Regions from separate parts of the Homo sapiens genome. Here regions 1, 3, 4 and 5 are each linked to region 2. Evidence: chromatin contacts called from ENCODE Hi-C data. All regions are on one chromosome and are shown on one strand. Each heading gives the region's core, a stretch centred on a gene start or an enhancer-like site at or near the end of the contact. The rest is flanking DNA. Distances are from core to core; before and after follow the strand shown. Region 1 has its middle 530 kb from the start of LINC01966. Region 2 overlaps QTMAN (queuosine-tRNA mannosyltransferase). Region 3 overlaps ARHGAP15 (Rho GTPase activating protein 15). Region 4 holds the start of ARHGAP15 (Rho GTPase activating protein 15). Region 5 holds the start of KYNU (kynureninase).

What was found. A loop is a pair of places that touch in the nucleus more often than their neighbours do. Pooled maps may share reads with other maps.
Region 1: a map of OCI-LY7 shows a loop between it and region 2 (9-fold over the local background). The contact joins two enhancer-like sites. A Hi-C loop is called at or near these places in 1 of 168 maps with a recorded cell type or tissue (OCI-LY7), 1 of 37 single-sample maps with no recorded cell type and 5 of 50 pooled maps.
Region 3: a pooled map shows a loop between it and region 2 (2.8-fold over the local background). The contact joins two enhancer-like sites. A Hi-C loop is called at or near these places in 2 of 37 single-sample maps with no recorded cell type and 3 of 50 pooled maps.
Region 4: a map of OCI-LY7 shows a loop between it and region 2 (3-fold over the local background). The contact joins the promoter of ARHGAP15 here to the enhancer-like site in region 2. A Hi-C loop is called at or near these places in 1 of 168 maps with a recorded cell type or tissue (OCI-LY7), 3 of 37 single-sample maps with no recorded cell type and 5 of 50 pooled maps.
Region 5: a loop to region 2 is called in a map with no recorded cell type, with 4 times the contacts of the local background. The contact joins the promoter of KYNU here to the enhancer-like site in region 2. A Hi-C loop is called at or near these places in 4 of 37 single-sample maps with no recorded cell type and 3 of 50 pooled maps.

Annotation. Positions count from the first base shown.
Region 1 is chr2:145,407,839-145,413,326 of GRCh38, reverse strand. No RefSeq gene overlaps it. Among named protein-coding and RNA genes, the nearest start is that of LINC01966, 530 kb to the right of the region's middle. RefSeq lists an enhancer at 928-1,087. Within about 2 kb of position 1,691, at least 3 of the 41 ENCODE cell types and tissues checked have a DNase peak (open chromatin) inside an H3K27ac peak, as active enhancers do; they include OCI-LY7, where a contact is called at or near this core.
Region 2 is chr2:144,239,403-144,245,157 of GRCh38, reverse strand. The region is part of intron 1 of QTMAN (queuosine-tRNA mannosyltransferase); the gene reads left to right. Among named protein-coding and RNA genes, the nearest start is that of QTMAN, 90 kb to the left of the region's middle. RefSeq lists an enhancer at 4,130-4,209 and a silencer at 5,657-5,736. Within about 2 kb of position 4,222, at least 4 of the 41 ENCODE cell types and tissues checked have a DNase peak (open chromatin) inside an H3K27ac peak, as active enhancers do; they include OCI-LY7, where a contact is called at or near this core.
Region 3 is chr2:143,148,356-143,153,830 of GRCh38, reverse strand. All of the region lies in intron 1 of ARHGAP15 (Rho GTPase activating protein 15), which reads right to left. Among named protein-coding and RNA genes, the nearest start is that of ARHGAP15, 22 kb to the right of the region's middle. RefSeq lists an enhancer at 4,966-5,025. Within about 2 kb of position 3,375, at least 6 of the 41 ENCODE cell types and tissues checked have a DNase peak (open chromatin) inside an H3K27ac peak, as active enhancers do.
Region 4 is chr2:143,126,178-143,131,699 of GRCh38, reverse strand. ARHGAP15 (Rho GTPase activating protein 15) reads right to left here and starts at 2,281. Exons shown (of 14, transcript NM_018460.4): 1 at 2,234-2,281.
Region 5 is chr2:142,875,283-142,880,566 of GRCh38, reverse strand. KYNU (kynureninase) reads right to left here and starts at 2,903. Exons shown (of 14, transcript NM_003937.3): 1 at 2,831-2,903.

The sequences.
Region 1 (5,488 bases), core at 442-2,941, 1.2 Mb before region 2:
GGAAGAGAATCCTGAGTTACAAAGAGTAATGCTGCCTAAATGACACTTTGTTTGCAGCCTTGGGAGGCATGGAGGAGAGGTCCCAGTGAAGCCAGACTCCAGACCTACAGAAATGAGAAGGAATAAATATGTGTTATCTTAATCAGCAAAGTTTGTGATAATTTGTTATGCAGCCATAAAAAACTAAGACAATCACCACACCCAAATGCCCTTTATTGTTCTTTTTACCTGTTAATTTCATCTTTCTAATCTCACCTTCTTCATGAAGCTTTAAATACAATCTCCTTGCATAATAATCCCACATATCTTACTACCTTTAGCACATATTGTCTGAGCAAGTGATAGAATACGTAGTAGCGGCAACGTTTTCTCTTTGAATCATATCTTCCCAGTTGAGAAAAGAGTTCTTTCAGTAGAGGAACCATCTCCTACACTTATTTATATACCCCACAGCCCTTAAAAGTGTCACTGGTTATAAGAGATACTCAATAAATAATTAACAAATTACTCATAACTTCACTTTTACAATATGTCATGGTCATTATATCACTATTCAAATCATCTCTTATGAATTCTGAAGCACATGGTAAGGAAAAAATGAAGACTCCATAGTTAGAGTCAACTGGCCAGATGACATCTTAGACTTCAAAATACTGCATCAGCAAACTCCAATTTATATCAGTTGTACATAATATTCTTCAGGAAAAAGTATAGCAAAACTTCTGAACTCAAAGCCCATAGAACTTTTGTAAAATTTTCTGGCTATTATATTTGCCAGTAAGCAAGGAGATTTGTAGAATACAACTTTGATGCACACAGACTCGGAAGACAGCTGAAAAGAAGCTAAGGCAGAGCACATGTGTGCTGTTTATAGGCAAACACGTGCCACATCACCCACTACCCAGGTGGACATATCTCCTCTAAAGCTGTAATGGCGAGTCAAGTAACCTGTTCAAAAACCCCACAATCTCCTAACCACAGCCACCTGGCTTGTAATTATAGACTTTATTATAAATAGATATAAGCTTTGAGTGATTAGTTATTGTGTACAAAGTATTCAACCGTGGACCACCTGATTTTCACATACTGCTGTACCTTCTCCTTCCTTTGATGCATCTTGGCTATTAATGGAAAAACACCTGTTTCCTGATAGTTCTCTGAGCTATAGAGACGTACATTTATATAGAAACAGCTGGGAGAAAGGTCCTTGTGAAGGACAACAAAATCCAATTCTTACCATCACAAAACTTCCTCCTGGAGCTGCTGATGGAAGCAGTTAAGCCTGCCTTGCATCACTCCTACACAAGCTACAACAAACAAAGTGAAGCTAGGGAGAGTCTTTAACTACTGTGGAAGGATTAAGAAAATCCTACAGCAATAAGGCTGGGATTTCCATTTGATCCTAGAAACAGAAAACGTTTCTAAACCCACAGGTGAATGACATAAACGGAAAGCCAGGAGCGAGGCTGCAAGTGTTTATTGCGTTCCTCTCACATCTTTTTTCAGCACCTGCACATACCTACAGTCTTTCCTCCCCAATGCCCAGGAGCACGGGACATCCAGCTACACTGATAAACTAGCAGCAGCTCAAGAAAATGAATGATGACAGGAAATGAAAGTGACAGTGACAGTTTGTGGTTGTTTGATTTCTTAAATGCAATGAATGGTGGCCACAGAGTTTCCTGTCAACAAGTGTCTGGATAGAAAAATGAAAAAGCAATCAAAACAGTAACTGACACTTCAGGGCATTTCAGGGAAGCCCAGGGCTCACTGTGCAACAAAACCACCTGCTTAGTGTTCTCCATGGGAACTACCACTCACCCTGAGAGGAATTATCAGGATAAAGCCAAGGTGGGTGGGTGCAATGCCAGCTCATTAGTTTAATCTCCAAGGAAAGGTGGACCAAATGATAAAATTCTGGACTAAATGACCTCTGTGGTCAAATCCAGTGCAATGCTCTGTGGTCAATTCCAGTGTAAAGATTCTAGAAATAATACAGGATGAAGGGGTAGGAAATGTGACCCTAATGCAGATACCATTAGTAATTTAATTATAGGAACTTCAATTAATTTACTTCTCTCTGCCTTAATCCCTCCTCATGTAAAAATGCTACCCTTCCTTTCTGTCTTTAAGCCAGAAATCTGCTAGTTGTATGAGTTACAGGAAGAAGATCCACAATATTAGAGACACAGGGAATTAATAAACAATCGTATACAAGTATCTGGAAAAAGAGAAGAGCACTGAATTTGATATTGAACACGTTTTCTTGGCCTAATGAACATAACTGCATCCCACCATGTTTTCATCTCATCTCTCCCCTGTGACATCCCTACTGTCAAGCCAGAGTTCTTGCCATTTTCTGCTTTGAATCTTGATCTAGCCCTACCTCTTGACTTTATCCCAGTCTGATTTCCACTTCTATCAACTCTATCTAAGTGCTAGCTCCCCGTTCTCCAGCAAGTGGCCCTGCCTATCACCTTCACCCCAATGCGTTCCTCTCCACTCAGAGAAATGTGAACCTGTATCGCATGGTGTAGCCTTTCTTCTTGAAATTCTTCTCTCCTTTTTTTAATCCTTAAAAAAGAAAATGCTTTAGAGAAATATGACTGTAATTAACAACTGACAAAAATATCTGGGCTTGAGCTGAAGTGGGAAATCACAAACGTTAGTTACTTATTTTCTCATGCAGTTACCATTTGTTCTCTTTTCTCAGGGAAGTTGAAAGACCTGAGGTTCAAACTTAATAAGGCCCCATACTGTTTCTAAGAGTATTTGCAACATGTAAAGTATAAGTCAGTGCATTGCTGATATTTAAATTTGTTTTCACTCATCTGAGCTATTACACAGTATGCAATCCCTAAACCCTTCATAATAAAGAACACACATTTCTCAGCCACGAAAGGGAATGAAAGATTCAGCAATTTAAGCTCTCCGGTACTAGAAAGGTGACAAAACATTTATGTGTATCCAATCCATTCCACTGATTTGGCTCCAACATTAGGAGGGACTGCCTCAGGCAGAGACATTTTGCTATATACACATTCTTGGGAATTAGCAAATGGCCCATAGTGATGACAGCAACATCCTTCAAAACACTCAACTTTACTAAATGGATTTCACAAATACATTTTCTCTTTCTGAAGAATGTTTTTTTAAGTCTAACTGATAGTACAAATACTTGTTGCCTTTTTAAAAAGAAAATTCCAAGAAACCAAGGAGTAAGCTATAAACAAATCATTTTCACTTGTGTAAGAATGGCTGTGTAACCTGTGTTCTACCAGTTATCTTCATGTTTTTCATTGATTTTTACAATCCATTGTCCATGGTAAGTTACTCTAGGAGAGTGATGTGCTAAGGAGGTCATGACATGAAATTTAATATTTAAAATACCAGTCTTTACATACCAAATAAGCAGGAAAAATTCACTATCTGAATCATTTTTACTCCTTGGATGGCATGTAAAGATCTCTGGATTCTGGTCTCAATCTTGTAAATAAGCAATTTTGACATCTAGAGTAAGTCACTTAGTTTTTATACCTCCAACTTTCTTTAATTGTACAATGACAAGATAATAAAATAATCCTGAGATCTTTTCACTAAATTTTATTATTGCATCATTTGAAAATAATTTCATAGCACATACTGAAAAATACACTTCCAGAGTTTAAAAGCATGTACTTTACTTTTAAATTGTGCTTAAAATACTTGTTGTGTTACTTGTATGTTCATAATATTATTACTGCCACTACTCATATAAGAAAACATTGTTTAATTTTAATAAAAATGAACTATTACTTCACATTCAAATAACATATTTTGATTTTTTAACAGTATTTTACACCCATTATTGCACAGACTAGCTTTATATGGTTGATGGGTCCAAAATAATTATTCCCATTTTAAAGGTCACTTGTGTCCAAGGACATGCAAGATTTTAGTGGCAAAACCTAGAAATAGGAAATTTTTTGAACTTTGAGAACCACACTCTCTATGTGTAATTTGTATACCAATGTATCTTTCAGATAGCAGTCCTGGCAAAGGAAATTTAAAGAGCTATCATTTTGAGCAGTTCATTCACTTTCTGCCATTATCAAGAGGTGGCCAAGAGGTGCCTTTATGGAATTTTCTGCCTCTACATTTCTCATGAGTCATGACTATGTTTTTCCTAGTTTCCAAGGTGAACATATGTGTATGTAGTCATTGAAAATTTCCAGAGGGAAGGTAGTACTTCTTTTAACACAGAGATGCCTTTTACTTTACATAAATTTAGAAACATAAAAAAAAGCTGCATATTTAAATTTTAGTATGTATGAAAATGCCAAAAAATAACAAAAGACAATGTTATAAAATACCTTTCATGTTATCATTGCCCAACAACTAACCTGCTCTTCCCCATTGCCACCCACAGTTCAGCATTGTGAACTCCTGGACAACGCAGCTGGATATCTGTGTCTGAATTATATTCCAGGACGATCCTTGGGTAGATATCCATATCCCTGGATCAAAGATTGCTTTTAAGCAATTCATAACATGTGGGATTGTATAGGCATGTGTTGTCCACCTCTCTCAGTGAGCCTCCCTACAATCTTGGAAGTGGCCTGACATAATTCATCTTTGGTCTTAGTGGCCAAATAAAAGTGAGACAGATATAGAATTGGCCAGAATGTTTACTTTACTCTATGAAGTGTTAAGAATCAGACTTATCCATTCTTTTATTCATCCCATAAATATTTATTGAGTTTTTAATATGTTCAATGTACTATTCTAGGTGCTAGAGATATACTGTGAACATTATGGTTGAGTGGAATAAAAAAATAGCCAAGGAAGCATGAATAAACAAGACAATTTCAGAGTGGAAAGACGCTATAAAATGTGATAATGTGATAAACAGTTATTGGGTTGTAGAGAGGCCTACATTATTGTGGAGGGTGAGAAAGTCCTCTGTGAGGATGCTTAACCTTTCTAAGAAAATAAAAATAAATCAAAATTCAACATGTCTTGATTATCCAATCAGGAAATGGAGAAATGGTGCTGAGAGCAGTCTCAAGGAATCATCCCTGCTCCCAGAACAGTCTACCCTGAGTCTAGCAAATATCTCAAAATCCACTATTAAACGAATTTTTTTTCTGTTTTGTTATTCCACTAAAATTCAAATGCTCTTGAGGAGAAGAACCATATTAAGTCAGTCCTCTTAACTTTAGTCTGAATTGGTTTAACAGACATTTTTTCAACCAACAGCCATACTTATTTTTGTAATCATAATTTTTTATTCATTGAGGTAAAATTTACATGTATAAAATACTACAGATCATTGTTGTATAACTGGCTAAGTCTTAAAAATGTATACCACCTTACTGCTAATCAAACCAAGGTACAGAACATTTGCATCACCTCATAACCTTCCCCTATGTGCCTTTCTCTTTGCTTTTCCCACACGTTCAGGAATAACCCCTATTCAAATTTCAATCTTTCTGGGTTAGCTTTGCCT
Region 2 (5,755 bases), core at 2,973-5,472:
ATGTCTTTTGGAAACTTTCATGATGCTAATTACAATTTATTAAGCACTTACTCATGCCAAGCCCTGTGCCAAATAGTGAAGGGACACTGTCTCATTTAATAATAACCCTATTGGGGTGGGTGTTGTTTATTATTAGATGAGAAAATTGAAGCATAAAGAGGTTACATTTCTTGTCTGAGATCATGCATGTAGCAGGCAGCAAAGCAGGGAATGTTTATCTTTGCTTTGTGTATCTCTTCATTCTTAAGCTTGCTTCTTTCCACGTTATAGGAAAGATCTTAAGGAATATTAATCCTGTAGTGGCATCACATATGAACGGTATTTCTCACCTGTCCTATCATCAGATGACCATCTAATTTACTAATTTCTTATAGTGAGTAATTTCTCAGATTTTTTTTTGATCCTTATAAAACTGAACACCGTGCATTGTCTACTGTGCTTTCACAAATGAAAATGATGGTCCACTATAAGATTATTATTTGCGTTTAAAAAAAATTCTTGTTTAATGAGAATAGCCGAATTTTCTTTGAAAAACTTTCTGTACTTACTAAGACAATATTAGTATCCTAGTTTAATGTGTGTGACTGATATAGTTTTATGTTACTTACTTTTTATATTATTCTTTCACAAAAAATACAAAGCCTCCCCCAACTGTTGTTTCTCCTTAGTGCTAACTTTAAGAAGTCACACATGTTTCTTCCTGAACACCCAACAGTTTGGTATTCTGTCAGATGTTTTGCAGGGCTTTAGCAAGTTGTTACAGTGAATGTCTCCAAGAAGCAATACATTAGGCAGAGCACTGCAGAGACACCTGTAGAGATCAGCACACCTGCCCTCAAGCAAAAGACAGTAATTAGTTGCTCATCTTCCCTTGCAAACTTCCCCAATGTTGTTGTACATGAAACACGTAGATCACAGCAGTGCTGTCATGAGCTCCGCACTGTTGGAGTTGTTTATGCCCATTCAATTTTTAATGTTTCTATAAGACATTTTGATGGGAACCCTGAGCCCAAAGGGATTTGCATGCTTGATCAAACTTGTGATGATTTGAATATAGAAATAAAGAGAAACCTTTGAATTACTTTGACTGTTAACTTTTAGGACCGCCTTAGTGGAAAACATTCACATGATACTTGAGGCAAAGATGTGTTTGATCACCCTTTACAACTTTTTTGTTTCTTGACAGCAGGTATAGCGCCAGTAAATCTAAACAAGTTCTTTAATGCTTATAGATCCAAGTGCATGTGAATATCTGTATAGCATGGTCTGAATATTTTAAAAGATGATTTTGTACCAATCACTTTTATTGAAATTAAACCAGTCAAGTACCAATCTTTTAGTCCTGCCACATTGTCATATATAGTTTATATTATTAAAGAATGAGATGATAGGCGATTGAACTTTAGTAAAATACAGTAGTATATATGAGTTGGATATATTGGGGCCAGATAAATTATCACTTAAAGTACTTGGATGCCTTTTGATATCATTGTTTTAATTTTAACACTATATATGGTCTAGATACCATAAGGGATAAAAGCTAGTATTTTACCAAGTGACCTTTCAAGTCGTTTCTAACAGCTGGGATTCAGTTCTTTGATTATATTTGTGTAGGTTATTAATAAACAGCTTCAATAGAGTTTCATTACTGTTTCTTAAATTATATTGTTTGCAAAATGCTATCATTCCTAATATCATAGCAAATTCCATTCACATTTATTCTGAGAAAAAATAACCCTAGTAGTGCCTTGTTATTCAAGCATAGTCTGATGGCCATACATACATGCATCTTAAATTGGTTCTTGGAGATAAATGGGCATTATGGAGTTGTCAGATTACAGTAAAACTAAAGAAGAAGATGTTATACAGCATTGGACTGTCATTGACAGAGTTAGAAACCTTAGATGCTAATAAATGCAGTCATCCCATTGTACCTTGCAGTTTTTCCTCAATACATAGGTAGAATCTTCCTGTGAGTTTCTGAGCGTAGTTTTTGATTAGCTCTTCAGCACAAAATGGAATGAGTGATGTGAATATTTAAAGCTTACCTCTAGATTTTATGTTTGCCTGCCTTTTTTAGCCATATGTAAGCCTAAATGTGGATTAACTGGGGTTACTCCATTTGTGAGGTGATGATTATGATGCTAGTACGGTAGTATAGGCAGAATACTCTTTTTTTTTTTTTTTTTTTTTTTTTAAGTAGAGTCTTGCTCTGTCGCCCAGGCTGGAGTGCAGTGGTGCAATTTCGGCTCACTGCAACCTCTGCCACCTGCGTTCAGGTGATTCTCATGTCTCAGCCTCCCAAAGTGCTGGGACTGCAGCCATATGCCACCAAGCCCAGCTAATTTTTATATTTTTAATAGAGACGGGGTTTTGCCATCTTGGCCAGGCTGGTCTCGAACTCCTGACCTCAAGTGATCCACCTGCCTCGGCCTCCCAAAGTGCTGGGATTACAGGCGTGAGCCACCACGCCTGGCCTCTTATATTTTATATGCATAACATTTTGGCTAGCTTATACTTCATTGACTTTCGGGAATTTCACAACAGTCATTGCTAACAATTGGTCTGTCTATAGTGGCCTTTGGAATTCCTAATAACTTTATGTTAATGTTGCATAAAACATTTGGCAGTCTGTTTCTTATGTAAAGCTGCTCCATGTGCCCTGAGTCAGAAGCTTACTTTTTATCCTTGATACCTAGCTTAATGTGATCAGTCAGTGTTGGTTGGATTAGTGGATGATTGAAAATATTATGTAATGGATATGAATAGCCCATGGAAACAGTAAAGAGTGGATCACACTTAACACTTTTAATAATAGAAGTAACTTTTTCTCCTGCTTGTTTTTTTTTCAGCATAACCCTTGGTTCATATTTTTTCTAGGATAAGTTCCTATGACTTGATTTTAACTTTATCTCTTTACTATCAGTTCATCAAAAATATTCTGTGAAAAAACATTTTATACTTTTACTGTACTAAAGTTAAGCTCTTCTTATTCTGAGTCACAATCTGGACCCATTTAACTACTTTAGCTTTATTTTCTATTGTGCTATATTCTCTAGCTGTTTTTTCTCCTCCTGTGCTGGAGAAACTTTTTACTCCTTGTTTCAGAGCAAGTCAAACTTCCACTTCCTGGTGTCATGCCTTGGTCTCTGAGCTCCAATCTCATGAATTTCTGAGTTATTTCTGTTTTCCACCTGCCAGTTAAGAATGAAATCATATGTGTCCCTATGTTTTGCAAAATGGATCTATCTCCAGCTAGCTCATAGCTTCGTTACTATGATTTCTTTCTTTCTTTTCATTTTTTTTTTTGTATTTTAATTCTTTTCTTTCTGGCATGTGGTAGAATGCTAAGTACTTTGTAGTCACATAGTAAATACTGTACACACTTACACACTAGGTAATATCTAGCTTTATAGTAACAAGATAAGCTTCCTCCTAAAGAAAGGAAGACAGAAAGAAAGATGGACAGAAAGAAAGGAAGACAAAACAGAAGAAAAGAAAGGAAAGAAGAATAAAAAAGAAAGATCAGCAAGAATATTTTGAGGAATAGGGAAAGAGCAGTAATTGTGGAATTTTAAAAACTTGAGTTTAAATTCTGATTCTGCTTACTAGTTTGTGATATTGGATGAGGTTCATCATCTTTTGGTGTAAAATGGTAATGATATCTATCTGACAAACCTGTAAGGGTTAAATTATATAATGTATATAAAGTGCTTATTGGCATACCCTGGCACACATTCGACGTTAAAGAAATGGTAGCTAACTCTTTTATTTTGCATGTGAGGGAAGAAGTTTAGAGAGCTGACCAAGGGTCATATAGCTAGTAAATTGTGGAGAGAAAATTGAAAACCAGGCCATTCTTACTCTAAAGCAGTGTTTTTCAAACATAGTGCATCTGAGAATTATCTGAAAGACTTGTTAAAACACTGGGCCCCACTCCAGAGTTTCTGGTTCACTAGGTCTGGGGTGAGGCCTGAGAATTTGCATTTCAAACATGTTTCCTGTTGCTGTTGCTGCTGCTACTGGTCCAGGGACCACACTTCGAGAACCAGTGCTTTCTGGCATATTTCTCAACCCTAGTTGCACCTAAGAAATCAAGAAATCACCCTGAGTAGTGTCTATAAATTATTGATGAAACCAGAATCTCTGGTTATGGGGCCTAAGTGTGGATTTTTAGGTTTTTGTTTTAAGCTATCCAGGGGATTCTAACGTGCAGCCAGGGTAGGAAGCACCACTCTGCTTAAGTGAGGCTCTTTGCAGTTTTTTTCTTAGAACTGGGTATTAAGTGAAGCAGCTGACCCTGCACCCTCCTGGGTGCTCAGTGAGGCAAGGCCTCAGTAGTGTGTCGTTTTTATGCTGTTATGTTTTAAAACAATTGCTTTGGCCTAGAATCCTTTTACTGTTTTAACCTGTTCTACTTGTTTGTGTGGACTGTTTGCATTTCTCCATCTTCACCCTCAGTGTATCCTGAATGCCTTCATCAATCTCTAGGGTGGATTTTATGTTAATATTTGGCAAAAGCCAGTATTTAGCAATAGTAGACTTGAAGTATAAAGTAAATAAAGGAATATATCTAGTTTTTAAAAAAGCAGTCACATTACAATTTAATGTACTTTCAGAATTCTGATTTTGTTCTTTTTTCTGAGATGCTTTGGAAACCTTACATTGTGTTTTAGAGGACCCAGTTATTGGTTAGAATAGGTAATGATAATTGTGCACCCAGAAGTGTATAAGTAAAAATGTCGTAGATTAATTGATAAAGGAGTCATTTTTTCTTTATAGGATTCAGTTGGTAAATATATACAAATCAAGGCATGAAATCATTTACTGGATAAGAGTGGGCAAAATACCACATAATTTCATTAACCTTTAAGCAATGAAATTATAAATCCCTATGCAAATGTTTAAGGTTATCATTGCCTATCACCCCTTTTGATTCCTACAGACTGTTAATTCTTCTCTGTCCTGCTGAGTCTTATTAAAACTTCTGACTGATGTACTTTTATTAAAAGGTTTAGAATTTACCAATTTAAAACACTTGCTTTACACTATTACCTCTAATTTAACTAGGCCCATTAAACTGCATTTTGCAAAGGGAAGAAGTCAATTGCTGTTTCTTTAAAAAATAATAAATTGAAATGAATTTTAAACTCTGCTTAGCGGTGAGCAACTGCTATATACTACTAGGCCTTTTGATAGCTGATTTGTTCCTTTAGTATGCAAATTTTAGGTTTACAGAGATCTAATGCTTTTATTTAGGAAATATGCCCAGAGGCTAGATTGGTAGGCTTTAGGGAGATAACTAGTTTGGTGTGAAATAAATAGTTGTTAAAGGATCACATGAATTGGGTCCCAGAAGATGAAGAGTAGACTGAGACAGATTGAGGAAAACTGACTGTACTTCATTTCATTTGGCTATAAATATCACTGAATTAAAAATGAAGACAATGAATGATGGCAATACAAAGCAAATTAATGAAAATAAGCCATTTTTTTGTGGGTTTTCTGAAAAGTTCTGTCTTCTGAGCAGTTTAAAGAAAAGGGCTGGGTACACCCCTAACCAAAGAAGCTTAGTTCACATCATTCTGGGAGGCCAGCCTTTTGAGAGATTGTAGCTTTAGCAGGGAGGAAGGAATGGGTCAACTCCCCTCCCACCCCCCACCAGTCAAAGTCAGCAGCATCACTTCTGGTTAGTGAGATGACAGATGTCATAGAAAACCTTACATTCAAAACAAGAGGACTCACGGATGCTAGC
Region 3 (5,475 bases), core at 2,126-4,625, 1.1 Mb after region 2:
GAAGAAGAAGAAGAAGAAGAAGAAGAAGAAGAAGAAGAAGAAGAAGAAGAAGATTTATTATATAATTTCATTTATATAATATTCTCAAAAATGCCAACTAAGGTATGCTAACAGAAAGCTGATCAGTAATTCCTTAGGGAAAGGATAGAGGCAAGTATGGATCACATTGAGCAAAGTTTTGGCAATGATGGGTATGTCTGTTACCTTGATTGTGGTGTTGGTTTCATAGGCATTTACACATGTTAAAAATGAACAAATTGTATACTTTAAACACTTGCACTTTATGATTCTTCAGTAATAAATCACGAAGATGTTTATAGAAAAGTTGTTTTAGCAATTGCTTAGCCAATTTATTTTGCTCTTATTTTCCTTTTTATATGCTTACATGAGTAATGTATTATTCAAAATTATCTAATTGAGAATGCAAGAGTTTTTTTCAATAAGTATGAAATAAAAATTTGAAGTATGTATTAAGAAGAAAATCATATATTTTTCTAGAAAAATATTTTCTCCTCTGAGTGCCTTCAAGGGTTGATTTCCCACATTATTCAATAGATTCAAACTCTAAGGACAGTGTGTTTGTAATATTGGTGGATGAAATCACTCAGGCTGAAGCCACTCTCTTCTGGCCAAGAGCATCTAGCCACGGTGTTTACATAGCCCAACCGTACACCATTTATAGGACATGTTGCTTCCTCAGAAGCTGGACAAATTTCAGTGTCAAATCAAAATTTGCATTCCTATATTGATTTCACAATCAAACCATAATTTGCCTAGTGATATGCTACTGTCAAAAGGCTGGATTCATTACAAAGCCTTTTATCTGGCTTCCCCACCTCTGTTTTCATGGGGACAAGCTGCAGAAAATACTTTCAAGATTTTGCTTTCTTAGATCTTTCCATCAGGCGGATCTCTCTCTCTACCACAATGTTAATGTTATTTCTCTCAATTTGCTCACTGTCTCTCCTCCAGCCCTCACTTCCTTTTCCATCTCACCCTGTTGTTACATTTTGTTGACACCCCCTCCACTAAGTTTGTTCTCTTTATTCTGCTTCCCACGTACTTTGCTCTGCAAGGTCATTGACTTGATGCTATTTCATAATTGTTCTTCTATTGTTAAATATTTGGGGATTTCTAATTTTGCAGACCACTATATTGCTCTGGGAAGATAGAGAAAAATGACACAAAACCTCGTCTTAAAGATTTCTATCAACAGAAAACATACATATACCCCTTCGACCTTTACTGAGATTCTCCTAAGTGGCAGGCACCATTTTAGAGACTAGAGATAATCTTTATCAAGTGCCCCAGAGTTTGGTGAGGGCAATAGAGAAACAATCAATAATTAACTGAGAATAGGGCAGTGCCCAGGTGGGGAGAGGAGCAATGGCATTAAACTCAGGTGGAAGTGGGAGGTGGAGAGAGAGGAAGTCTGCAAGAGAAGATCAGATTACATCAGAGCTAAGTCAGTGCAGGTTGGACATTTCTGGCAAAGGATTTGGCAATGCAAAGGTGTGCAGATACCTGGGATATTATAAGGTAGGTATTGACATATGTCATGAAGGGACATAAAGTACCAGGGAAGTTCGAAGAAAGAAAGAAACAATGGATTTCATAGAGAAGGTAGCATTTGACCTCTCTGTGGGGATATCTGATCATCTCGCTTATCTTTCATCTGGCTGAATGATTGACTGAGAGTCCCATCCCTTCTAACCCAACCAGTACCAGAGGGGCTGGTATTCTAGACACTCTGAGGAAGAGAATGTGTGTTGTCCTGGATGTACATAACACACAATGTTTTTTTGTGGATGAATTGAGAATGGAGATGAATTGAGAGGGAAGCAGAGCCCTGCTGCCGGACAGAAGGAGGACAGTTGAGGATGGAAATCTAACAGGATGATGACAGCTGTGCCAGTGGCTGTGGGACCTGTGACTGCTGTACCTGTGGGTTCAGAGACGATTTCCTCTGATTCATCCCGTTAGGAACCTCTCATTCCAATTAGACAGGGCTGTTTCTAGGCCATATTTTGCAAGTTGTTTTGGGGTCCCACTTAGAGCCCTTTCTTTATTCCCTTTCAACTCCCCAGTTTCCCCCTGCCTACATCCCAACAGTTTTTTCTCTAGTAGACACCCTATAATCCTTTTCATATTTCAGCTGCCAGAGCACCCACTGCAGCATTCACTTAGGCTTAATCTAACTACAGTGTCAAAATTTATAAAAATTTCCATCATCCATTCTTTCTTACCTCTGAATCACTTAGATGTATATGGGAGGGGTATGATTAGACTAGCTAACACAATGTTATATCAGTCAGACTTTCCCTTAACTCTCAAGGAAGCATTTAACTGAATCTCAAACTGGAAACTCTTCTGGCTACATGAAAGAACTATCTTAGAGTAGAAGAGCATTGATCAGTCCACTCTATTTATGCCCTTACATAAATTCAGAGGTGGTAGGATTTGTGACTGGGGATGGGACATTAACATTGCATTCTGGAAAATGGTGCCTCCTAGAGCTGTATGATGCAATATCCCTTCCATGGTGGTCTTATTTTTTAGCCTTTATGAAATAAGGTTCTAGGGAAGAAACTCCATTGCAAAGCCTGCTCAACATCGACTCAAAAGAAACCCTCATACCCCAGAGTCCAACTTGACTTGGCTTCCAGAACCTAGGAGTGGTTGTTCTTCCAGGAATATCTGTATTAATTTCAGGGTGTTCTCTCAAAGAGAACGAGGAACTCCAGTTTTGTGAGTCTTTCTGCATTATTATTCCAAAAATATTCACAGGAATCTTAAATTATATTCTGTTGTTCCACCCATGTTTTCATTCCTCACTGACCTTCAATTTTCTAGATTTGGTAGATTGTAAAATCAATAATATTTGCTTATGCTTATTTCTATGTAATTTAGTAATATCAGGCTTATTAACTTCAAATCATATTAAGTTTAGGTTTTGCTTGATCTATGTGCCTCTTCAGTATTCCCCTTGTTCTTCCTAGAACACGTTACCCACTCATGTCATCATCATTATTGTTACTATTAAATTTTGTTAGAGAAAACTTTGATGCCTTGTGTTTTTATGTTCTTACAGGAGGCATACAGAGCACTGGTGAATGACTAATGAAAATATTGAAGAACTGGCTCATTTTGCATGTGTTTGAGATATCCATTGATTTTACTAAACTCTCCAAATAAATATCCCTGAGTTAGAAATTGAAATGTAAATCACTTAAGACTGGCTTCACTATTCTCTAGACTTCCTGATTTTACGTGTACCAACAGAAGAGCAAGAATACCTTGTGATATTGCACTAGTTCTCCTTTCAATCCTGTTTAAAAACAGGAAGCAGTAATGAGAATGCACTTCATAAGAGCAACACGAACTTTGGCTCTGCTCAAACTACGTGGTTCGATGGTGTCCTGGGCTTCTGGGCTTGATTTTCCTACTCATACTGCAAATAGGAGTGAACATGATATTTCATCTAATCATAAATTTCATAGCTGCTCTCCCAATTATTTGTTGCATTCTGTTAACTACACTAAAGCTCAGCAGCCTGCCCTTTTGAGTTAGAATGTGTATTTTTGACATCTCTTTCACATCAACAGCATTAAAAGTAAAAATATATTAAGTAATTTTTGAGCTGGGAAAAACTGGATAGGCACTATGATATAATCTTTATGCTGCTGAGTAGAGAAAATGTAGGCTTGGGTATACTGAACACCATCCCCTGGTGTCACATTCTGTTCAGAATAACTCTAGGATGGCACTCAGGGCCCACACCCCCCAGCATCCTTGATTTCGCCATAGACCCACAAATCAAGTGGACATTGTGTATGGAAAGAAAAGGTAACAAGAAATGTAAAGAAAATCTGGCAGATAAAATGATCATAGTGTAGCCACGTTAGGTATGTATCATGCAAGTCTTTCTGTTTAATCATTTATAAATGTTCCTCTGCTTCCTGACAAAACAATAGAGACTTAAATGTTTGTTGAATGTATAAATGAAAAACAAATATGGAACCTAGTTTATGCCAGTGTATGTAGCCTGGCAAAGAAGAAAATGTCTTTGACCAATTTTCTTACTTTAAAAATGTGTAACTCACCTTTGCTAATATTTCTTAGAGTAAATAAACTATGGATATTTTATTATAAGTTAGAGGCAGAAAGAAAACAATGTTTCTTCTGTGTTCTGAGGCTAATATTAAAGTATGCTTGGAGATTCATATAATATTTTAGGGTTAAAAATATCATATTTCTATTTCCCAAAAGCCCTGTATCTTCTTCTCATTAAAAAAAGATCAAATTTATCACAATCTTAGAATTTTCAGGGATTTTTGCTTTGAGAATAGTCTTCCTTGAGTTTCAGATTTGGATAGGTACTTGATATTTTTCCCTAAAAGAAGGATGCTTCTGGAAGACATAGGTTGCCACTGAGAGTTTTGTGAGTAAAATCTCAGAGGCAAGAAATGGCCATACACCCAGGGAATTCCCATTTCATGAGTGTTAGCCTGAGTTTTCACTCCATGGCAAGGGAGCTGTATATTTAGCACATCCACCACGAGGAGCGAAGGTCCACCACGAGGAGCGAAGGTCCCCTCTGCCTAAACATGCACAAACTTTCTCTGGTGACACAACCCCATTCCCTGCTCTACATGTATTAGAGGAGCTGTTTCTCCAGGTCTGCTAAGAGCTCATGACAACTCCACAGATAAATAGTATTTCTCCGAGAAATTCATTTCTATCCCCTGGAAAGATCTTATGTTGATCTGTGGTAGAACAAGTCTGTTCCCCTGTGGAAATGAGTTGTGGTCCTGGTAGCTCCAGTAATGTGTGCCACAACCTTCGCGTCACACTTTCCTGACAGGTCAGTAATTAACTCGCATTGCAATTGTTTGTTGTCTCCACCACAGCAGCCATTTACCAAAATAGCATTTTAATTTCAGTTTCCTTCCATTTCACTTTCCTTTTGTTTTCTCCCTGTGGCTTTTACATCTCTATTAAGTCTAATTTCCCCGACCACTCTGTAAGCTGAGAGAGTGCAATAAAACTCAGTTTCAAAAATGTCAAATATAATGAGAAAGGAAGATCACAGTAAAGGAATGTGACCATAGCCACCCCATTGGGTAACATTGTCTTTGGGCAGGTGTTATATATAGGAAATGTGATAATAAGTTTTTGCATTTATTTAACTTATAGCAGGGAATCTGGAGTATTTGCTGCATTTGCTGACAAAGTCTGACAAGTCTGCAGCATGGTAAATTGTAATACAGTTATTATCACTGCACATGGCCATCTTAAATGGTGAAAATGTCAAGTAAAATATTTTTTAAAAGTAGAATAAGTGTGTGGTAGGCAACCATGATCTTTCTTAGCTCTTAACCTTTCAAACTCCATCCTGTTGGGAGCAAAGCAGCTCATTTTACACTTCAAATATTTATTGAGCCTCTACTCTGAGACATAGACTTTGCCACATCC
Region 4 (5,522 bases), core at 1,032-3,531, 1.1 Mb after region 2:
TGTAGCCTTCTCCTATAAGCGTGGATTATTTTTATTAGATTCCCTAAGTGCTGGAAAATGGGATGAGTACATTTTAAAAGTTCAGTTGAATGGAAGGAGCCAGTGAATGGAAGGGTCTATCTTTCTAGGTACCAAGTCTATGGGACTCTAAATTAGGAGCAGAGCAGGCCGCTCCAGAAGAGAATAATAAAAAGGAGCAACAGGAGGAATATCAAGGAAAGAGTTTCTCCTTTCTGAATCTTACTGAATGCTGGCCCTAAGTGGAAAAGCACGACATTCTTTGAGCAAATTAGCTTTAATATGACTTTCCAAATAAAATCTTCCGTATTATTTTCATTTCATCAAAACTTGTTTCTGACTCATCCACTTAAAACATATAAAGTAATAGAATTCTATAGTAACTTATTTGCAATTAACTGTCTTAAAATTTGGTTTGTACCTTACTGCTCTTTACAAACAATTCTGAAGGTATTTTAATTTACCTATCATCTTTACTCATTGATCTTTCTAAATTCATATCAAGCTCTCTTCAATTCATTCTTAATTTTACACATATTCCATAAAATATGTGTATTTTAATTTAACAGTTTCTGCAAGAAACACTCATTTTTACAGTGAATTTCTTTTTTAAAAGCATTAAACAATTTAAAAAATTTTCATGGACTTTTCCTCAATGCCAGATGTTTATCTGCATATTCATTCTTGCTAAGGTGTAAGTATTGCATGTGTTTATTCATTTGATATTCTTTTATAATAAAATGAAAGAAAGTAATAACATATCAACCAAAATTATCAGAATTATACAGCTTCTATAGATGCAGAGGTTCAGAACCACGATATTGAAGACAGATTTAAATAATGCTTTCCATTGTGAGGAAATGCAACAAATTGAAAATCTAATCACAATATCAAAGCAAATATATATTACCAGGGTCTTCTTACATGCTAACAATAAAAAATGTATTGAACACCAAGTCCTAATCTCTATTTTTCTGTGATCATTTTAATAGTCAACAAGTAGCTAGCTTCAGTATTGACAATTGAAGAGGTCTTAAAATGGAGTGTACTACTATGCCTAATAATTTCCTACTAAATTGACCATGTCAAAAAACATTTATGTGTGTCTTTCAATAGAAGACAATAAAAGAAAAGAAAATTGTTGCCACTTATCAACCCTGTAACCATTTTTTAATAACACAAAAAATAGGTGTTGTGGGGGCCATCACTTCTCCCATCCAGCAGCACAATAAAAATAATATTAGGGAAGAATGGATCATATCTTGGGCTGTTATTAAAATTCTTTCAAAAATCTACAGTCAGATTTATTTTAGGTATTTGTCTCTGAGATTAGCAATATTTTGATGTTTTCTGCACATATGTTACAGCACACAAAGACATTCTGTAAAAGCAAGAAGTCAATATAAAAGAAAATTACATGTCAGTTTAGGACTAACAAATCCTTTTCATTTCTAAGGTTTATTATTTTGGAATATTTCAAAGAAGGAAAATTATATAATTACATAAATAACAAAAGTATACCTCTAATTTGCCTCTCCTCTCAGAGTAACCTTCAATGAAATCAGCTGTGACTTCTTTTTTAAATATAAAAGTTTGCTTATGAATTAGAAACTTACACTCATTTCACCCTATATCTTAAATGAAATTTAGAAAAAAAATTTCAAGTGTCATGATAGACAGTATTCCTTTACATTTTAAAAGCTCCTTGCTTTTTAATTAGCTACATAGTAACCTTTTTAAGGGTTTTTAGTGCTAACATTAATACAATGCTTTAAAGTGAGTATCTTTCACACTGAAATTCAAGCTATTTCTCATTGTTATACCCTTTTCTCTTTCCTTATCTGGATGTTGAACAATACATATTTTTATAAAACAGTTGGTTAAAGGTGCAAAGTCTCACATTATTTCTAGTAGTTATTTTTAAATGCACTTCAAACTAAAACTTTATAACTTATTCTGTCTTTAACATTTTAGTACAAAATCTTAGCAAATCATCTTATTATTATAACATTTTAGTAAAAGACATTGGAATTTGACAGCTGCAAATATGAAAAGAACATTCTTTTCTACATCAAAGGAAACCAGCCAATGTTTTAATCACAGGTAAAAGCGTCATATTTTGTAGAAATGTTTATATGTTCACACCAAAATGTAGGAAACTCTGCCGAACATGTTCAAGTTTAAATTTCATGTACAATATAAAGTTAAAACTTACCTTTTCTCGGCAATGACCTGTTATTGAAACTGCCATCAACTCCTAACTGTTAATGACTCTTTCAACAAAAACGGAAAACAGTAAAGTCACATGTCGTAAGAGTAGGCCTGTGTTGGATGCTGCTTAATTTCAGTACTGGGGGAAGAAAAAGGCGGGGGGTGGGGTGAGCACAAAACTTTTAAATAAAACCACTTCCTGGGTAGAGACAGTTAACCACACACATCACATCATTACTCAATTTGAAGAAATTGCCTTGTATAGTCAACAATATTGTTATTTTTCAATGTTATTATCAATTGTCAAACAAGACACATGTATAGAGATTTTATCAATTTTAACTTAAGGGAGGAAAATGTGTGATTAAAAATTCATCAGTGGGAGGAGCAGACTGCTAAGCACTGAAGAAACTTCCTCTTTCTCTGCCTTCTAGCAAGGGCTGAAAAATGAAGCGTCTACTCTGCTGGCTACGCTTGAGATGCTCCCATGCTATCAGGACACTCTGCATATTGACTTTGGAAGCAAGGAAGCCACCTCCAATTCACAGAGCTGGTGCCTCTGCCTCATTCATGAAAGGACCCACCAAAACCTGATCCAGTTAACAGGTTCATCAGGCCTTGGGAGGGTTGCATTAGAACTTCAGAAAACACAGCCCAGAGCCACGCCGCCATCTGAGCATCTGGGGAAAAGGCAGGTGTTCATCATGCTCGTCGAACACACCCTGTGGCATTTGCTGTGACTGTGGCTCTCATACGGATGTGTCCACTCTGGCAATTTCCTAAGCAGTTCTGAAACCTGCTGAAGAGCTTTTGCTCTAGCTGAGTGATTCTTTGTGTGGTCTGACTTAAAAAGAAAAAAAATATATATTATAATAAAGGATCCAAACAATATCATTTTGGCATGCTGCTGAATGCCCTCTTGTGTCAAACTTCAACAAACCCAAGACATATTTGTAAGGGGTCTCAGAAATAACTCTAGGATGTGCATCTTTATTGAGCCATGGAGTTCAAGAATAAGCTCCTGGATTTTCAGGCTTGGCTGGTTTTGTGAGATTTGCAGCTTAATCATAAAAGGAAGAGAGGAAAAGCTTTCCTTCCAAATATATGAGAGAGTTAAATCACAATCTCTTGTCATACAAACCAATTAGACTAGAAATCTGTGTAATAGAGCTCAGTGGTATAGAATGTTTGGCATACTAAAAGTCAATCTTTAAAAATAGATTTGGTGGATATGGCCCAAGTTAGGGATGGCATGTCCCTATCAGTTAACTGAATTTCTCTGGGATCTTTTTCTAAAAATCACATTTCAGATTGACCCTAGAATTCACTGTCAGTTCTCATTTCAGGAAGGACCTTTTTAAGTGTTTAGAGTCCTGAAGATTTGTACTGAATGCTTCTCCTTAACACCGAAGAGAAAATGGAAAGTTCATAATATTAAAAGTGAGGAAAGCAGAATTCCGGGCTTAATTCTGACACTGCTATTCACTTAACCTTGGCCAAGTTACTTAAGTTCTCTGAAATTTAGTTCATTTATCCATGTAATGAAACATCCGCATAAAAAAATCCATCTTGGGGAACACGATAAGTAAATAGATGTATATATTTTGTATATCATAAGGAATTGTAGATATATAAATTAGCATGAGCTGGGAAATGTTGATAACTCCTAAGAAGCATCAGAGAACTTCAGTACATTCTGCTTGATTTAAGCCTTTGTAAATCTGAGTTAGACTCAGAAGTCTAGGACAAGGAAAATAAATTAGGCCTTTCCTTGTTTTTGTTTGCTTGTTTTTACGGAGTCTCGCTCTGTTGCCAGACTGGAGTGCAGTGGCGCGATCTCAGCTCACTGCAAACTCTGCCTCCCGGGTTCAAGGGATTCTCCTGCCTCAGCTTCCCGAATTGCTGAGATTACAGGCATGCACCACCATGCCCAGCTAATTTATGTATTTTTAGTAGAGACGAGGTTTCACCATGTTGGCCAGGATGGTCTCTATCTCTTGACCTCATGAGCCGCCCGCCTCGGCCTCCCAAAGTGCTGGGATTACAGGCGTGAGCCACCACTCCCGGCCATGCCTTTCCTTTTAAATAGATACTAACATCAGGCATCTGACTAGGAAAAATATAAAATAACAATATACCCTTATGGTAATAAATAAATGTAAATACCTGCTTAAGGGTGACACAATATTTGTTGGCATCAACAATTAGTTAATGGAGACAAGTGCCCCTTTTCTTTGTATAAGGTGGAAGGTGAGCCCCTTAGGCAGTGTGATATGCCTGGGTTTGATTTCTTTTTTCTTTTCTTTTCTTTCTTTCTTTTTTTTTTTTTTTTTGAGACAGAGTCTCGTTCTATTGCCCAGGCTGGAGTGCAGTGGCATGATCTCGGCTCACTGCAACCTCCGCCTCCAGGTTCAAGTGATTCCCAGGTTCAAGTGCCTCAGCCTCCCGAGTAGCTGGGATTACAGGCGTGCACCACCACACCCAGCTAATTTTTTATTTTTTTTAGTAGAGACGGGGTTTCACCATGTTGGCCAGGATGGTTGTTAACTCCTGACCTCAGGTGATCCGCCCGCCTCGGCCTCCCAAAGTGCTGGGATTACAGGCGTGAGCCACTGTGCCCGGCCCTGGATTTGATTTCTAAAAGGAGAGGTACTTACTATGATTAAGGCTACAGGTCAGTGCCTTGACACTTGTGGCTTGATATGCTCACTGTTTTTAGTAGCTAAGATTTTTTGAATGTTTGCCATAATCCAAGCATTGTACCAAGCACTTTACATTCATTCTGCCTTTTAATCCTCACAACAAATTTGTGAGCTAGCCAATATTATTGTATTATTTTTACATATGAGGAAACTGAGGTTACTTTGTTGCCCAAACTAGTAAGGAGTAGAGCCAGGAGTCAAACGCAGATGCTCTGACCTCAGAGCCCTTTTTCTCAATTACTGTGCTAGCTCCTAACCACTTGGCATGCAGCACAACTCTAAGCCAATAGTGCTCAGGAAAAATTTTACTTCTGGTATTCCTTTTGCCTTTTCACTGACTGGAATGATCAACTTAGAAGGTAGGAATCATTTCTAGGAATCATAAAATCAAGTCTCCAGAAAGTTCTCTAAATTTTAAATCTATATCAAAGAAATTAAAAGAAGATCAGGATAAACAGAAATGTACTATGTTCACAGATTTTTAAAAAAAGTGGAAATGCATCAATCTACCTAAATTATTCTACAAATAGATTCAATAAAATCATAATTATAATTCCAACTGGACTTTTTGAAGAATGCAATGAGCTCCTT
Region 5 (5,284 bases), core at 1,654-4,153, 1.4 Mb after region 2:
CTATGAAATGCTAGGGTCTAGGAGGAATACTGTCATAGAATGACTCATTTTTCAAAGTAAAACAGAACCACTGATTGTTAAAGCATGAAAAGCATGAAGTGATTCCAGCAGCAAGTAAGAGTCACTTAGTTACACAATGGCAAGGGATTGAACAGCTATGTCTCCTGAAAAGGTGACAAGACAAGCCCATCTTGCAAGTCACTGAATCCTTCATGCAACATGCTATGTGCAAGTCTCCAGGGGACCCATCTTCTTGGCTATTCCTAAAATTCCATGAGATGTTTTTCTGCCTTACTATCAGATTAGTCTTACTACAAACATATTACTGATGGTAGCTGGACTGAGTTGCTGTTCTACCCTACTGAACTGAACTCTACCTGGGGGCCTGAATCATGTTTAATTTATCTTTATAGACATCTCATTTAGACAGAGTACCCCTGCCGCCAAAGTGGCAGTTCGAGAGAATAAACAAAATTGGTTGATGAATTATTTGACATAATGACATATTACTAGAAGGGCACCCTCTCTCATTCTGACCATATGAGAAAGACTTAGACAAACATTTCTAATGAAATTCAGAATCAAGAGAGCTTGCCTTATATTTGAGACTTTCTTTGGGAGGTCAGCCCTTTGAGTTGATTGGAGGTGACTTTAAACTCTAAGTGGGGTTACTTAAATAAAGAGATTAGTTTGTTACCAACAGATTCTGAATAAAATTCAACTTTCCTTATTTTAAAAATGATACTCATTAGCGTCATTCTATCTGTATCTTATTTAATGCTTGTAATAATCCTGAGGCATCAGAATCCTTTTCCTCTATATTGAGATGAAAACCTGGCACAGACAGAGTAGAAACCAGTGGACTAAAAGGATAGCAGAGTGCACAGTAGGGTACTTAACCATGCCTGAGATGCTGAGTCCATTGTGCTGGTCTTTGGCAAAGCCCATGAATGGAATGCACAGAGCTCAATTCCTCCTCGAAGCCTTGAACCTCTCACTTTATTTTTCCTTGCCTGTTGCTTCCTGATGTGTGTGTGTACGTGTGTGTATTTCTTCAGCTCATTCCCTTTTTCTTTGGCTTCTTTTTTCAGTCCTACACTTAAGCTGCAAAGGACCACAAGCTACGTATGAATTGATTTACCTTTTTAATCCATCCTTCCCAGTCCAGTTTCAGCCAGGCAAAAGTTAAAGTGGCTGGTTCCGCTCCTGGGCCTGTCACATCTGGGGTACCTTGAGATACCTGATGGGCATAGTCTTCCAAATGACTGCACCCTGCCCTACTCCACCACTTGCACAACTTCGCATGGTCTCAAATATAGTCTTTAGTTCCCAGAATAGCATAGTGCACTCACTCTAAGGATGCAATTTATTCACTCATACTAATTGCTGCTTAATTCTGCATTCACCCCAGCAGCTAAGACAATTAGTGTTCACAAGCCATAATGTTATGCCATGTTTAGTTTGCAAATAAAGTGACATGCTCATATTCTGAAAGGAAGAACTTAAATCCAAACTTTTAAAAACTTCAACTTTTACATATTTTACAAATTTTCAAATGTTACATATTTAGTGTTAATTTTATCAAGACGGGGGACATACATACCATATGGTCTCAGACAAATCACCTAACTGCTCTGTATGTCAATGTTATTTAAAGTTAAATTTTACTTTCTTCAAAGGATTATGGTTAAGCTCAAATGACATTAGGTCCTTTATAAAAAGATAAAAGATAGTTTGTAATATTTTTTTAAATTATCAATACCTTCTGATGGACAGCATCAATGTGCCTTCGATTTAGGTTTGGAAATTGTGCTTTCACAATTTTATTTAGACAGCTACAACTTTAAAGTAAAAAGCTTGTATAATAATTAAAAACTGATTGATTTTAACGAAATCACAGAATTCAGAATCTCCTAGTCACCCACTGATTTAGGGCTAAATAGTTAAATAAATGACTGAGTGTCTGGTAGTTAATCTTTACACAGTTTCACATTCATGCCTGAAATAAGCAAATTGTACATAGGAGTTCAAAGTTTAGAACCTGACTTAAAAATATGTTGAGAAAGCGTGTAGTTTTTCATTAGTAAAGAAAAAAGGAAAAACAATATGCATATTGAGCAAGATTCTTTAAGCATATCATTGAGAAATGGGTAACATTACTCTGCTACGAGTGTATATTTCATATCTAGGATATGAATTACTTGCTGAACACGTTAAGAAAATCAATACATTTGCTTCAGTGTTACTACTAAATAACACCCCACTGGCCTCAAAATAAAAGCAGAAAGGAAAAAAGAAAATCTAGTATATTTTTAAAAAGTGTATCAACTTTCTTTTCTTAGGTTTCATAAAATGAAAGGGGAAGAAACTCTGTTCAAGAGTAGGCATTTTCACTTCTCTAAATAAATATTTAATATGACTACTAGCAGCATAAGACAATTAAAGTTACCAGAAAACAGAGGACTTAAAATCTGTTTAAGAATATCTTTCCCTCGTCTGGAGTTTGACCTAATCTTACCGCTTAAACTCAAATAAGAACAGGACTAACTTTGGTTTGTCAAATGTAACCATATTCAGTGCACTATGTTCATCAGTTCTTTTCTATTACATTAGTAAAGATCTTTTCATTTAACCCATTTCTAAAGGTGGGGCCTTTAGGAAGGTCATACCATTTTTATTTACAAAAAGAATATATATAAAAAAAGAAGAGAGTAGCAGAAAAAAACCTCTAAAACACTATGACAAGGATTCTAGCTGACAGAAGTTTCATTTGGAAAAAACATGGAGTAAACATTAGGGTAGAGAGTTTTTATCAGCGCCTCAAGCTTACCAGCTAGGATCCCAATGGAGTGTTTGGCTCCCAGAATCTCTCCAAGAACCTCTCAAGAATTCCTTGAAAATGTACAGGCCAGATCTTAGGGTGAGAAATTCAAAGAACTGCTCAGACTCCACCCAGTGGAGAATTTATAAATATTTTACTTTACTTCCTCTCCCCTAACCAATCGGTAATCTCCAGCCACTGTCAGAAATTTAAGCAACATGTGCTCCTGCCCACCATTTCAAATGCCAGAGCCTCCAGTGAGGGCTTCTTTCCAGAGGCAACTTTGCTCTTTAAACTCAGGTAAACACACACTTGTCCTTTAACTATATAAATCTCTGACCCCTGAACTGATGAGTTGGTCTTAGAGCTAAATTCCAAATTTTGCCTTTCTTCTTCACTTTGAGCTCTGGATTTTTGAGACAATACCCTCCTTCAAATACACTGAGGATTTTCAGTCTGATGGTTGAATCTATGACATTTAATGGGTAAACTTTTTAGTCAAAAGTTTAAAATAGGCTCTCAATTCCAGAATACACTCTATTGCCTAATATGTGAGTTTTCAAAAACTCCTAGGTAATAAATCTGGACAGTTAACAAGACAATGAAGGAAGAAAGATCTGAAGATTCAAGTGGAAACTAGCCTGGCAAACTTCATTAATGCAAATTATTCATTTAAGTCTGTGAATTGTCTTTTGTTCTAGTCTGACTACCTCTTTAGGCTTATTCCTGAGCTTGGGTCTTTTGATGAATATCCTTGTAGTTATAAAAACTAAGAGCAAAGACTTTCGATATTAGGACTAGGGATGAAGAATGTGCTTGAATAATTGAATGACTTATGCACACCTATGCTTTATTTAGTAACCCACAACAAATCAAGTAAAGTGTCATTTAATCATTTCTATCAAGTGTTCATTGTATAACCCTGAGCAATTCACTTAACCCTTGTGGAGGCTCAGTCTCCTATTTATCAAATGAACTTAATAATACCTTCCTCCCAAGATTACTGAAACGATAAAACCATGCAGGTTGAAGGCCATAGATACCATGACACTCAAGTCAAAAGTGACATATTGTCTTTTTTTTAATCTTAAGTAACCAGACAAAAAGTACTACTCTCCAGTTTCCAAGAGAGGGAGATAAAGTGCATGAAATTGCTTTAATACGAGTAATTGACCAGTGAAAATAAAATATATTTCACTTCATTGATCCTATCCTTACAATAATCCTATAAAGTAAGTAGACTACCAATTGATTAACTTAGAATAGTAAAAGTTTGAATCCATTCAGGAAATTTCAGAAGGTGTACTTTTTTTGCATCTATTCTGTGTATGCCTCATGCTGTAAAAACTTTGGAAGATTACCAGGCTCTAATATATGGGGAGCGAACCAGAGGGCGGATCTGTGTCATTTTTGTGTCACTCTTTTAAAGACTGACTATAGATTTAGAGAGCTAGATATGGACATTAAGGTTTTGTTTTCACAAGATCTTGCTTCTTCTAAAATCTTGTAATAATATGATTAAAAATTTCATCAAAATATTATCTTAAAAACTACTGTTTAACTTGTCACCTTTAAAGAACTTGCTTGGAGGTCTAAGCTATACTTCTATTTCTTATGTTTTATAAATTTCTTTCTTTCTTTAAATTTGTTACATTTGAGGAATAAAAATAAAATCCCAAGCCCCTAGATTAACTGAACGGACACGCTCTTGGCCAAGGGGATCCCAGAGTAAACTTGAAAACTAAGTTTTTGGCCATGACAGGATAGGAAGTGGAACACATACCCGCTCCATCACTAACTATGATTAGGCTTTCTGCCCTATGGCTAAAAAGAAACCAGTCATTTCAAAAGATTACACCAATGACATCAACCATCACCTGGTGTTATCCCTCTCTTTTGTGGTTTGGAACAAAAAGAAAATACTGATCATGGAATGTTTCTGGCTAGTCTATGGAGAATGTGCAGTAAAGGTTTTCATGTCCTCTGCTTCACATTGGGCTGAAAACTGCCCCCTCAGATTGTATTAATGCTGTCATTTTTTGAACACGGATCCCATGGAGAAGCATGAAACTCCATTGTGCATGTGCACATTTCTCCTTTCACAAATATTCATGGCTTCCCCTATAGCTTATTGAATATATATATTCAGCTACCCTGCTCAACATAAATTTCTGTTTCCTTTGCTCCTCCCTCAAAATGTCTGTTTCCAGCTTCTGATTAGAGGCTATACTTTTCAGAGGTCAGAATGATCACCCTGCAGGCTGCAATCCTTTATGTGAAATGAAGCTCTCCTTTCCAAATGTATGAACCTGTCATTCTTCAGTTGACACTTTCATTCATTCAAGAAAAGTATTAAGCATATTCTCTGTACCAAGCACAAAGTGAAATGCCAGGGATGTAATGGGGAGCAAAACTTGTATAATAACATAGGCCGCTAAATACAGAAGGGAATTATGAGAGAAC